Regions from separate parts of the Homo sapiens genome. Here all the other regions are linked to region 3. A link is a contact called in ENCODE Hi-C or POLR2A ChIA-PET data. All regions are on one chromosome and are shown on one strand. Each heading gives the region's core, a stretch centred on a gene start or an enhancer-like site at or near the end of the contact. The rest is flanking DNA. Distances are from core to core; before and after follow the strand shown. Region 1 has its middle 35 kb from the start of MIR650. Region 2 has its middle 41 kb from the start of LL22NC03-102D1.18. Region 3 has its middle 41 kb from the start of IGLL5.

Region 1 (4,421 bases), core at 26-2,525, 140 kb after region 3:
GGGCTGGAGGGACTCAGATCCAGGGGGTCTCAGACCCAGGTGAACTGGGCCAGCCCAGTTCATGAATTTGTCCACAGTCTTCCTGGCTGGAGGAAATGTCCCATCCTGGTCATTTCATCTAAATGATGGATTGTGTCATTAGGACACTAGTTAACTATTTCAGTGAGAATAGTTGAGTCATTTAAGGAACCACTCACCCATGTGGAGTCATCAGGACGTCTGGTCTCATTTCACCCATGGGGCTGATACTTCTAGGCCATCCCCATCCCCACAGTAGACCAGCCATTGCCATCCTCAGCTCTGCCATTGTTTATTTTTCCAATCAATATTTTATGTAAACTTGTAAAAAGCAGCAAAATAGCACCAGAGTTCTCAGCCCAGTGTGGTTTTCTTGTGCTTTTTGCAAGTTTACATGAAATATTGATGGGAAATTCAACTTTAAGCCCCATGGTCGCTGTAAGCATCCCAGGGACACAGCCTTTGGACAGGGTGTGGGGTCTGCAGGGTGGGTGGTCCTTGGTTCCTGCAATGAGGTGTATCCTGTCCCTGAGCCAAGGACAGCCTCGTGGCCAGAGCTCTGGCCTGAGGCAGGTGAGAATCCCCTTCCCTGTGGAGAGCATCTCCTCAAGGAGGCTGGAAATGCCACATCCTGGAGCCAGGGTCCTGAGTGCACCACCCCACCCACGTGAGACTCCCCTGAGCACAGGAGCTGCCCCCTGAGTCACAGTATGCCTGGAGCTGGAAGGAAAGGCAGAGGGAGAAGGGGTGGCGGGGGGAGGTCTCTGGAAGTGCCCAGGACTGAGGGCTCAGCTCCCCAGAATGCTGCTGATCAGAGAGGGACAAGACCATGAGAGTGGCAGGAGGCTCAGGCAGCAATACTAGGTGAAGGGCTTGGGCCCTGGAAACCCTGTCCTCTCACACTGTGGCCCCCTCCTAGAGCACCTTGACCTCGGGGCGTCTCCCAGGGAATCCCAGCCCTGTGGAAGCTCCCCAGGCTGACACCGGGGCCCAGGCGCCTCCAGCTGCATTTCCCAGGTGAGGCTCTCACTGTCCCTGGGCTCCTGTCAGTGCCCTGAGTGACGCTGCATGAGTCTTACAGTCAGGACGGAGTTACTGCAGCCCGAGGGGATAGGATGCACTTTACTGGACTTCCAAATTGAGGACTGATCCTTGGACACCTTTTGAGCCTTCATGGCTGGCCTCCCTCTTAGGCTCCTTCTGGGCAGCCTCAGCCTCTCTTCTGTCTGCAGCTGTGCTGCCCCCTGCTGGTGGAGAAGACAGAGCCCAGGAGCTTCCCTCCTCCAAGTGACCCCAGAACGCCTGTCACCTGCGAGGGTAAGGACTGTTGAGTCCAGCCTCAGTCTGTGCCATATGTGAACCCCTCAGGCTCAGCACAGAGAGGTGGCATATATGGTTGCAGGGAGGTGGGGCAGACGCAATTCTTATAATTGAGTCTCAGGTTGAAATGCTCTTCTCTGTTCCATGGTTTTTGATCACAGAACGGAGAATGCAGGATAAACTGTAGCTCTTCTGTGAAAAACATAAGTTCAGAGAAATGCGGTCATATCCGCGTGCACTCCTGCTTCCCGTGTGTATTGAAAACAAGATTTTTTTTCTCACCTCAGTAAGAACAGCTGCACTGTAATTGGGAGCACCTGATGTTTCTGCCACTAAACTTCAGTTGTGTATTTGAACCATCATCACATTCATCGTCATTGTGTTTTTTTCTATTACTCATAAGAACAAGAAGATTAAGGTAGGAAATTATGACCATAACTAGGTGGGACCTTTCAGTGTTCAAACCACAAACAAGAAACTCAATAGCATTTCCTGCAACTGTTATTTTATTAGTATTGTTTTATTTTTCATTATAACCTTAAATATTTATCAAAAAGTTAACATTTCAGTGATTAAAATTAAGATACTTTTCTTTTACAAGGTTTTGATCATTTTTACGTATTTGATTTGGAACTCTGCTTCTTATTGCTAGAAGGCCTTTCCTTCTCCATAGGAATAATCAAAATTAGTTTTAATCAACATTAGGCCCCTGTTGGATCACAGGCCCTAAGTGGATTCCCAGGCCCCAGGTGCACATCAGGCACAGGTGTACAAGCAGACACTGGGTGGACTTACCTGTGTACAGGTAAGGAGCTGACCTGGGGGGAGGGTGAGCAGCCAGCAGCCCAGGGGGTTCTGAGTAGGTTTTGAAGGAAGGAGCCGAGGGTACGGAACCTTAAAGAAGTGACTTCACTTCCTTGGTGATGGACTCTAACAGAACTTAGAACTCTGGTAATCAGGCACCCACATCCTAGGGACAGACCCGCAGCCAGCTCCCTTGGTGGGAGATGCTCAGGAGAGCAAGATGTTCTCATGCTGCATTCCCACATCTCGAGTCTCCTGCTTCAGGAGGGCCCAGAGCGAGAGCCTTTTCCCACAATGCTGACGCAGGCTCATCTATTGGGATTCACTCAGGATGGTGGCAGAAATATTAAAGGGAAATATTAGGGAAAGTTACAGGGAATAGTCACAAACCTTTTGGAAGGCGGAAAGGTTACATAGCTTGTAATAATTGAACAGGCTGAAGGCAGCTGCTTCTTATCTTAGAGCATTAGCTCATAGGGTAAATGTTAGGGACAATAGAGGCTTCCCCAGTTAAGTCTGTTTACCCTACTTCCATTAACTAGCCTTTGAGCCAGATAGTCCTCTTGGGGAGGAGGGGGGAGGTAGACCCGGGAAATTGCCCCCAGTGGTATTTACTTTAAACCATGGTACCTGAGCTTTAATCATTGGTAGAACTACTCTCTTAACCATGTTAATTATCCACAAGAGTATTTACTCAAAGCTTCCGTTGTAAATTCTATACTAAATAAATGCCTGCAGTGCGAGCTATTCACGGCCAGCTGCAGTGACAAACCTCTCTTGGTGTGCAGGCAGTGGGACACTCAGCAGGACTGGCAAAGCAGAATAACTCTGTGTCAGTGTACGTTTTATTCATCCGTCATTTGGGTCAGGGTCTGTGGGCGGATCCCCGCAGCTAATGCCCTCTTGTGAGGGGCAATACCTCACTCATCTCTCACTCCAGGCGCCTCTGGCCATTTGGGCAAAGGCGCCCCCAAGTACCACAGGGCAGCCCAGGGCAGGCCCTACCAGGCCAGGCCCCACCGGTGATCCCATCGCGGCCACATCTGCACATTGTTCTTGTCCAGCTGGAGCCTCTGGAGTTCATCGAGGCACAGGCACACGGTGAGGTGGCCTATAGTCTATGAGCCTTTGCAGGGGCAGTGTTTTCGGGCTGGAATACCTTACATTCAGCGAGGTTGATTCTGTGTGTGAAAATTCCAGTGGAAAGTGACTGACGTTGGTGAGTCTTTCTTCTTTTTCATCTCCTGTTCCATGTGCAGCAACACAGGAAATTCCAGCGCCAGCTGATGAGCCAGTGCCAGCACCAGGGGAAGACCCCCCTTCAGGGACAGAACTGGAGCTATCAGCAGCTCCAGATCCCTCCTGCCCCTGTCCTGGTCCTGCCAAGGACCAGCCCAGTGAGGAGCTACCTGACATCATGAGATCTGCTCTAGCCACTGGCCTCAGCCCTGGAGCTGAAAGCATGGCTGGAGCAAGAGGTGGAAGAGAGGGGGTGGCCAGCACGGCCCCAGCCCGCATCTCCCACGCTGGGCTCAGTCCTGGGCACAGTGGGAGACATGGAGGTAGAGACCCGGGTATATGGCCTGCGCTCCTCTGACTCGCCAGAGAGAGGCTTCTCTCATTCAGCAGAGCTGCAGCCCTGCGGCTGAAGGGCCTGCTGCTGCTCCTGCTGGGGTTGTTTGCCTGCCTGCAAGAGGCGCTGGGGGGCAGGAAAAGAAACCTGGGAGGAGGGGATCCAGCAGCTCCTCCTGCTCCCAGAGGCGGCTTCTTCCTCCAACCTTGGAGGTCTGCCCTCAACTGGGCTTCTGGGCTGTTTGTCCCTGAGGTGCTGCCCAGGACAGGCTCTTCTTGACAGGTGGGCAGGGGTGTGGAGGCCAGGGGGCATCTCCAAAGGGTATCAAAACCGAAGCTTCAAAACTCAGCACTTGTGCCCCCAAATCGCCATGCCATGCCACCACCTGCCCTAGAATTCATCCATAGTGTTAAAATTACAAGTTTCTACAATAACATTTAAATAAAGTTTGACTTTTTGAAAGTTCGTGCCTTCTTTAACTCCCTAATGTTGTCAGATGTTGTTTTAGAGGCTATTCTGAAAATGTCTGATAGTTGTGTATCTTTGCCGTGGTTGTTTGTGTGATTGAATTACCATCTAATCAACTGTTACTGGAAACCTTTCAGGTACGGCTTTTAGAAGACCTTGACCTACTTTTGCTTGTTTTTACTCTCTGGTTTATTGTGGAAAGAGGGATCATGTCAGTCCATTCCTCCAGCAGATCAAT
Region 2 (4,094 bases), core at 527-3,026, 180 kb after region 3:
CTCCTTTATGAATTGATTCCATATTCTCTGCACACATCCCCACATCACACTGTGCTCAGCCTCACTCCTGGGCTCCCTTGGTCACAGCAGAGCTCAGAGGTGACTTTGTCTGTATTTACAAAGGAATATGAAGTCCCTCCTATGGGATGGGTTTTGACCTGGTCTGGGAGGTGACCATAGAGTCATGCTGGTAACTGTGGAATTATCTGGGGTCCCCAGTCCCCTCCTCCATTCTATCTTGGCTCTGGAGGGAGGTATTTCATTTTGGTCTAGGCCTCTAATGTGTCCTATCATAAATATTTTATGTTAGAGAGGACATTTCTGGTGTAGGTCTAAATCTATTTTTAGACAGTACTTTCCAGAACCCAATGCAAGTTCCCTCTTCGTCTCCACTGTACAGGTGATAATGCACACCTTGGACAGGTGCGGGTCCCACCACAGCCCACAACCTCTGAGTGATAGAGGTCAATGAAATTCCTTATTTGCCAAGTGCGCACAGAGTGTTGGAAGATCCATGAGATGCTGGAAGTTTCTGCCTTGGCTGTGAGCTTCTAGGTAGGTCATTGCTGCTGTGCCTCAGTATCTCCAGGATGCTGTCAGGACCAGGGACAGATGAGGAGGTGAAGGAAATGTTTGCTCCATGAGAGAATGAGAGGGGGCTGCAAACTCCAAGATCCCCAGAAGTGAATGTTTATTATAAATATGATGTCTCCAGTTGCTGGGGAAAATGTATCAATGGATAAGAACTTAAGTCAACTAAAGGTTAATGAGCAACTATTTTGTGACTCACCAGGAAATCAAGAGCTGTGATTTGGCAGCTTCCCCAGGAGAGAGTCGGGAAAGACCAGGGACGGTGGATGTGGAGGGGCAGCTAGGAAGTTAGAAGCCAGCCACTATGTCTGCAGGACAGGGGTTCCCAGATCAAATGGGAGTAGGGGGATACCTGTGACCTCAGAGAGGACACTGCACATGAGGGGGATGCAGTTTTAGCACAACTGGGTGTGGAGGAGGGGGCGTTGTGAGAAGTCAAGTGCCTGGATCTGTGTCAGACAAAGAGTCAGCATGCAAAAGAGCTGAAGACAAAATGTGATTCTAGAATTTTTACATCAGTGTCAAGGACAATACTCTAGGACAATAAAGACCCTTTCCCTCTAAATCTGAGGTGGTGGTCACTGGCTCTTACTGCATGTCAGCATCTCCCTATCACCCAGGCCTGCCCCATCCCCAGGTCGCTTTGCCAGTTGATTCTCTGCTTCCCCCTGGTGGCTGCTCCACACTGTCGGCTGGGAGCTCAGGGACTTCCGGGGTCTAGGTGTGGATTCAGAACCTGCTGCTCAGGTCCTTGATGCCCTGATCTGTGGACGGCTGGTGCCAGGGGAGGAAGTCCTCTTCTCTGTGTGGCCCCTGCCTGACTCAAGACCAGGTACAAGGGGCTCAGCTTACCCAAGAAAATGCAAATATATATATATAGAGAAACAGTGAAACAAACCCCAATCATATTGGAGAACAGTAACTTGTAAACCTGTAACAGGCATTGTGAGGGGAAGAGCTGGCTCAACACCCTGCAGTGAAGAGTCTGCTCTGTGTGGGGACTGGAAAGGATAGCGGAAACCTGAGGGATCTGGGACCCAGATCAGTCCCTGTCTGATGTGATATCACCTTGTAAATGAAGAGCTGGAGGCAGATGTGTTGTGCAGTCGGGTGTAAGGTGGAGAATTTCCTGTTTATGCTCAGGTGATCTGTGAGGGGCTGGGCACACACACCCCCTCGTGGTCCACAGGATGCAGTTGCTGATGCTGGGACTGGTTAGATACAGGTGCGCTCAGATAGGCCCTTCACCTGTCCCTGTTTGCCTGGGGCTGAAGCCACTCAGGGGCGGTGGCTAACCTGCCTCAGCCGTCCTCCCAGTGCTCACCTTGCAGCCATAAGGAAATTAAGCTTCTGTCTCTTCCATTGATCCTGGGTCATGCTCAATGCACCCAGCACAGACAGGTTGACTGTTTTCTGGAATGTTCTCTGGGAGTTCCCCAATTAACTCAGCCATGCAGAGCAGAAGACGCGGCACCCCTTTCAGGGGCCACCTGATTGTTCCCAGGCTCTTACTCCAGAGGAAGACAAAGCCCTTGGCATAGCTGGGGTGTCTCCTGTGCCGGTGGGTAGGTGTTTGCAGAGAACAGGTTTCCTTGAATGTCACCATGCTTCCCAGCATTTTAACATGTGACAGCAATGCATCAGTAACATTTTTTGGCTCATGAATCTGGATAGAGAAGCAGCTGTTTGCCAGGTTATTACACAAAAACCTTTGCGCAACATTTGCTGTGCCTTCCATGTGCTGACTCATCACATGTGGCAGCGTGGTCTTTCCCATGCTTCTTCCTGCTCCTGGTTCAGGCCTTGTTCCTTCCACACCAGGGCATCCCTACGTCCTCATCAACCCTGTATTGTTCCTGCTCTGGGCAAAGCCTTCAGCGAATAATTAACCTGCTTCCTCAGTCTGTTCCCTCAAAGTCACTTTGTGAAGCTGAATTTCTACCTCAGTTTACTGTGAGTCAGTGGCTGTTAAAAGTCATCCTCTCCTTCACCTGTGTAATGGCTGTGATTGGCAGTGAAGGTCTTCTTACAGAGCACCTGCTGAATGCTAGTGGCTGGGTGCTGGAGATTCAGTACTGGAAATTCCATCTGCAGAATAAACAGTTCCCTCAACTTCTAAATCCATCAATAGGTACTGCCCACACACACATTGGTGGGTAGGGCCATCATCAGCTGCTATCTTCCCTCTATCAACTCAGTGCCCAAAAGTCGTAACACCCTTCCCCTTGATAGTGAAAATATCAAATGGACCCATCACTTGAGCAAGGTCCTACTGCACACAATGAACCTGGTCCAACTGTGCACCAGAGACTTGAGCTTTTCTTGTGGAACTTTTGTTGGGTTCCAAGGAATACTGTTTGAAAAATGTTGGGTCAGAGAGAAATAACATCCAATTGTCTGCATGAAAACTTAAGGGTCTTGGCTGGTAAGGAAACTAAACAACCATAAGAGACATTCGTGTGCAACTGGGAAACATGACCACAGTCTGCATAAAAGAGAGCTGTTAGTATCCTCACTTGTGATAACGAGAGAGACAGAGACCCCAGTATGGCCTTGTCCACAGTTGTCCCAACCAGAAACAGTATATATATATATATATATATATATATATATATATATGCTGATGGCAATAATCTGTAAACTTCAGTGTGTACACATGATTTCATGATTAAACCAGTTGTACTTTTTTTTTAAGGTGGCATGGACCCAAAGAGTGAGCAGCAGCGAGATTTTTTGTGAAGAGTGAAATAACAAAGCTTCTACAATGTGGAAGGGGACCCGAGCAGGTCACCCTAAACCAGTTGTACTTTTAAAGAAGGAAATAAAAAGACTGAGACATCCTAGTGAGAAAAGAAAGCCCAATAAATGTGGCCCTAGAGACTGGAATCAGACATCTCTCCTGGAAAAGGGCATCACCCTCACCCAGCAGGACCCTCCCTTCACACCTGCAGCCCTGGGACATGCAGCAGAGGCGCAGGTCCTGGGCCTGGCATCAAGGGTTTCTTAGTGAGCTCCTCAGAAAGCAGCCCAGAGCCCAAAGATAAACTCCAAACTATCAGGGCGCTGGGGGCACATCCAGTCAGGACTGACCTACCTGGGGAAGGTGATGGGACTTTGGGGGCCATGGGAGGTCAGTGTGCCCCAAACACAGTTCCCAGGTGGGACCAAAGGTAGTGTCTGTGCTTCCTCTTCAGTTTCTGAGAAATATCAGTACAGAAAGGGCCCTGAGGCCAAAAGGGGCTGGGTCTCCAGTCCTTGTCAGGCATCAGGCAACCTATTAGAATGTGGGGGTCAACTCATCTGGAAACCAGAGGAGACACAGCCCCTGGGGCTTCCACTGAGCTGGTTTTACCCAAGGAAAGGAGAAATTCTGCAGGACTGTGCCCTCTGCGACAGCTCTCTCCTCCCCTGCATGACGTATGATTACAACTGGGACCATGTGCTTTTGTGTGGATTCCTAAACTGTTCATGTACACCACAAACCTGACAAAGGTCCTGGCAGC
Region 3 (4,152 bases), core at 846-3,345:
TGGAGCTGACACGGGGGCTCTGTGTTGCCAGCCACAGAAGTCACCCAGCCCCTCCCTGGCTCCTGTCCCAAAGCCAGGAGGCATTCTCCCTGCTGCCTGTGGTCTCCCCAGGAACTAGGGCTGCCCAGAGGAGCTGTCCCTTGCCGGTCTCTGGACGTGGTGTGCTGTTGCTGAGTGGGAGATGGTATTAGGGCCACCCCTGGTTGTGTTGTGAGCTGGGCCTGAGTGAGCTCATTTCTAGGGGCTCCAGGCAGGGGACCAGGAATGTCATGGTGACTGCCTGGATGTGGCCCCTAGTGAGGCTCTCCTGGCCCCTGGCCCCCATTGTAATGTCCAGCACTGCTTACCATAGTGCTAGGTGGCTGGGCTTGGCTTCCTCCCCCTCATTATTAGCCATTATGAAGAACGTCATTCAGTCATTTAGCAAACAGTTACTCTGAGCTTGGGCAACCAAAATTTGTTGTTTAAACTGGGATGTTCCTGGGAGTGGAAGGGGCACTATTAATAACTTCACGAGTCTCTCTGATAGATGTGGGTGGGGGTCCTGGAGGCAGCCCAGGCCTGGGTCTCTGGGCAGAGCCCACCATTACTGCTACAATGGGCCAGGCACGGCCAGGCCTGGGTCCCGAGCTGAGGCTGGGTACACATAGGCACCTGGGAAACTGCAGCTGATTGGTGGCCAGTGGTCTGGGGACCTGGATGGGGCTAAGGGTCACCAGGGGCTGGACACTGCTCTAGCATCCACCTCAGCTTCCAGAGTCAGTGGCACAAACTGGGAATGTCCTGGAAAATGCAGGATGCAGGTCATCCCCCTCCCCTCAGACCTTGCCCAGCCCACGTGTTTCCTGGGGAGACCACCCTTGTGAAATTACTGGCCAAACAGGGTCAGGTTTGATGTGGTCCCAAGTGACCAAGTGACAAAGACTGACCCTGATCCTGACCCTACTGCCCCTGCTGATGTCACTGTGTTGACATTTCCGTGGCCCATCTGCAATCCTCAAGATGACCATGTAGGAGAGCAGTTTCCCCAGATCACCCCAGAAAGAGGGAGTCCTCACGCTTGGGTTGTTACAAGAGGTACGGGTGCCTTTTGAGGTGTTTGCATAACTAAGCATTTTGGGAAAAGACCTAGTCTTCCCGGCCTCCGTTGATGCCAGCTAGGGATGCTTCTGAATCCCCGAGGGAACTGGAGCATCTCACGTGTGGCGCAGGGGATCCTGGGCAGATTTGGGGTCATTTTTCCTTCACGTCTCATTCAGCACAGGGAAGAGGACCAGTGTCAAGTCATGACACACGACTCTTTCAGGGCCGTAGAAGCTGGTCCTTAGGTCAGGGATGGAGCCCAGGGTGTGGGGTCAACATCAAGGACTCGTGTCCTGCAGGCGGGGTGGGTGGGGAATCCAGAACCTGGCCCTGGTGTGACAGAGACTCTGGAGAAGAGGATGACATGTCGGGAGGGAGGAGCAACATCCTCAGCATTGTGCTGTGTCATTAGCAGTGGGCATTGCGAGTGGATGGTGATTATTTCCTCTATGTCCCCAAAATTCGCATGTTCTAGTTGGCTGGAAACTTGATTTTGGACCTTTGTGTTGAGGAATGGGGGCTTGCCTGGGATCTGGTGGCCTCGTTATGGGGCATCTGAGCTGGTTTGCTTGTTCCCAGGTGAGTGTCGATGTCCCCCTTCTTGCCCCTGGATTCAGTGAATATGGGGGTTGAAGGGTAATGGTGCCTTTGTCCAGGCCTGGCTGGGGACACTCTCTTGGTGGCTTTGCAGGCCCCACAGGAGGCTGGGCCTGATGGGAGAGTCACCCACTCAGTTCATAGTAGCTCCCAGTCCTTTCCTCCCGCAGGGCCCTGAGCAGCCACCCCCCTCTCCTCCAGCAGGGCCCCTGCACCCCCTCCCAGGCTATTCTGGGCTCTGGCTTTGCTGTAGAGGAAGCCACAGGGCCCCTCCCTGATCTGACTCAGAACACCTCCCTCAGCCCAGGCTGCAGCTAAGCAGGGCCAGGGCCAGGACGAGTTCCTCTCACCCCATCCCCCACTGTGACACTCTTCCCTATACCTTGAGGGGTTCCCCCAGCACAGACCAACCCTCCTTCGGTGTCATGAGGCCATCACTCGTGAGGGGCTGGCCCCGGTCTGAGCTAGACACAGTGGCATGTGAAGACAGGCGTGGGCTAAGGCCCAACTCGGCTACTCCTGAACTGGGTGGAGCCTGGGCAGCGCTGGTGCATCCATCATGGTTCACGTCCCCTCTGTGAGGTGGGCAATGGCAGCTTTAGGCCTCAGGGTCACTGTGAGGGTCAGTGAGGGACTGTGATGTTCCCACTGTGGCCCAAGGATCACAGCTGGGGCTCTCTCAGATGGTTCTTTCAGTTAAATCTTTTCCTGAGTGTGGGGAGATGCTCCTGCTGCCCCAGACACTCCCTGGGCAGAGTGCCAACCTTGGAGACTTGACAGGGTGGGGGCAGTGGTGTCTCCATGTCGTTCTCCAAGCTTGTGAGCTCCTCTAGGGCAGGTGGTCCTGGGCTGCATACACCAGCCCCTGGCCCACAGCTGAGAGTTTGTTGAATGAATGAATGAGTGAGTCTGAACAAATGAATGGATGAATGAATGAATGAAAAGCCCTTAGGGCCGAGGAGTCATGAAAAGAGGCGGGCATGGGTCAGCCGGTAACCTACTGTGTGACCCTAGGTGGGTCATCACCCCTCCCATCGGAGCCTCAGTCCTCTCATCTGTGAAATGGGCACATGAACACCTGTCCTGGCTCTGCTTTGTAGACTCAGAGGGCACCCCCATGGCTGCCCTCCTGCCTGCCTCTTTCACCCACTGAGTCAACAGAGAATGAGGAGCCCAGGTCTGCCCATCCCACAGAGCCACAAGGGGGTTCATGCACTCAGCACCATCTCTTGGCCTTGCCCAGGCACGGCCTCAGGATGGAAGGGTGGCCTAGGTCAGGGGCCTGGGCAACCACTGTGCTGCCCTGAACACCTGCAGGACCTGGGCAGGCTCAGCCTCCTCTGCACGCCTTAGGGAAGGGGCTGGCTCTGGGTTGACCTTGGATCAGAGTCCCAGTGCCCACCATCTGTGCAGCCCTGGGCAGCTGTGGGACTCGGGCAGGCTGCTGGTCTCCGAATCTCCGTCTCCTCATCTGTAAGGTGTGCGGGACATGGACACGTGCCTCCTGGGGTGGTTTGGGATCCCATGACATAGAGAGGACAGACGCCAGTGCAGGGTTTCCCTGGAAGTGGCCCTGGGCCAGGTGGCAGGTGAGGTAGCATCTTCAGCAGAGCCGGGAGCAGTTCCACTGTCGAGCAGTGGCCATCGAGGGGCTCAGTGATACCCAGCCCAGCACCTGGCTGAACATCGGAGGACGTGAGGGGTGCAGCCCCTGCTTCCAGGCTCCCGTGGTGTCCCAGATCGGTGCTGGGCAGGGCGGCACCAGGAGAGCGTGGTCAGCAGCCCTGGGCAGCCATCAAGCCTGAGGCACCACTGGGCTGAGGGCTGGGGCCGGGGAAGGAGCAAGGAACCCTTTTACATTCCGGTAGTTCATGAATCACACAGTGAAAGAAAGAGTCACCAAGGGTGCTAGCTGCCGGTGGCCCTGATGGGGCAGCAGCAGAACAAAGTGGGAGGGGACCATAGAAGAGAGGACCTTGGCGGGGGGTGGGGGTGGGGGTGGGTGGGTGAGGGGCTTCAAGATGACGAGAATGATGTGAGTTGCCAAGCCCATCCTGAGGTCAACAGAAGGAGGACAGTGAGGGGACCATTGGATTGAGCCACGTGCAGGCCACTGGGGCTGTGATGGGGTGGTGGTGAGACTGCTGGGCTTGAGGCAGGAAGGGAGGGGACCGTGGAGGCCAGGAGCCCTTGATTACCACTTGTAAAAGGCAGGAGAGAGGGAGGGGCAGCCAGAGGAAGGCAGCATTCACATTTTATTACTTCTTCCTGGCAGGACCACATTTGTGCTCCTAAGGTGACCATCAGGAGGGTCTCTGGCCCTTCATACTGAGATGTTGAGGCAGAGAGACTGTGGTCCAGGTTCTCTCCAGGAAGAGCCCACCATTACTGCTGCAGTGGGCCAGGCAGGACTAGGTCTGGGTCCCAAGCCCAGGCTGGGCACATATGGGTGCTTGGGAAACCATAGTTGAT

Evidence for each region. Hi-C counts contacts between places; a loop is a spot of excess contacts on that map. ChIA-PET counts read pairs that join two places held with the same protein, here RNA polymerase II (POLR2A). Pooled maps may share reads with other maps.
Region 1: a loop to region 3 is called in a pooled map, with 2.0 times the contacts of the local background. The contact joins two enhancer-like sites. A Hi-C loop is called at or near these places in 6 of 37 single-sample maps with no recorded cell type and 2 of 50 pooled maps. POLR2A ChIA-PET finds 5 or more read pairs at or near these places in 3 of 52 experiments (A673, K562 and activated CD4-positive, alpha-beta T cell).
Region 2: a pooled map shows a loop between it and region 3 (1.9-fold over the local background). The contact joins two enhancer-like sites. A Hi-C loop is called at or near these places in 3 of 37 single-sample maps with no recorded cell type and 1 of 50 pooled maps. POLR2A ChIA-PET finds 5 or more read pairs at or near these places in 1 of 52 experiments (activated B cell).

The regions. Positions count from the first base shown.
Region 1 is chr22:22,785,210-22,789,630 of GRCh38, reverse strand. It overlaps IGL and the pseudogene LOC100420967. Among named protein-coding and RNA genes, the nearest start is that of MIR650, 35 kb to the left of the region's middle. Within about 2 kb of position 1,275, at least 4 of the 41 ENCODE cell types and tissues checked have a DNase peak (open chromatin) inside an H3K27ac peak, as active enhancers do.
Region 2 is chr22:22,750,898-22,754,991 of GRCh38, reverse strand. It overlaps IGL. Among named protein-coding and RNA genes, the nearest start is that of LL22NC03-102D1.18, 41 kb to the right of the region's middle. Within about 2 kb of position 1,776, at least 6 of the 41 ENCODE cell types and tissues checked have a DNase peak (open chromatin) inside an H3K27ac peak, as active enhancers do.
Region 3 is chr22:22,926,759-22,930,910 of GRCh38, reverse strand. No RefSeq gene overlaps it. Among named protein-coding and RNA genes, the nearest start is that of IGLL5, 41 kb to the right of the region's middle. RefSeq lists enhancers at 1,567-1,626, 1,877-2,006, 2,357-2,406. Within about 2 kb of position 2,095, at least 7 of the 41 ENCODE cell types and tissues checked have a DNase peak (open chromatin) inside an H3K27ac peak, as active enhancers do.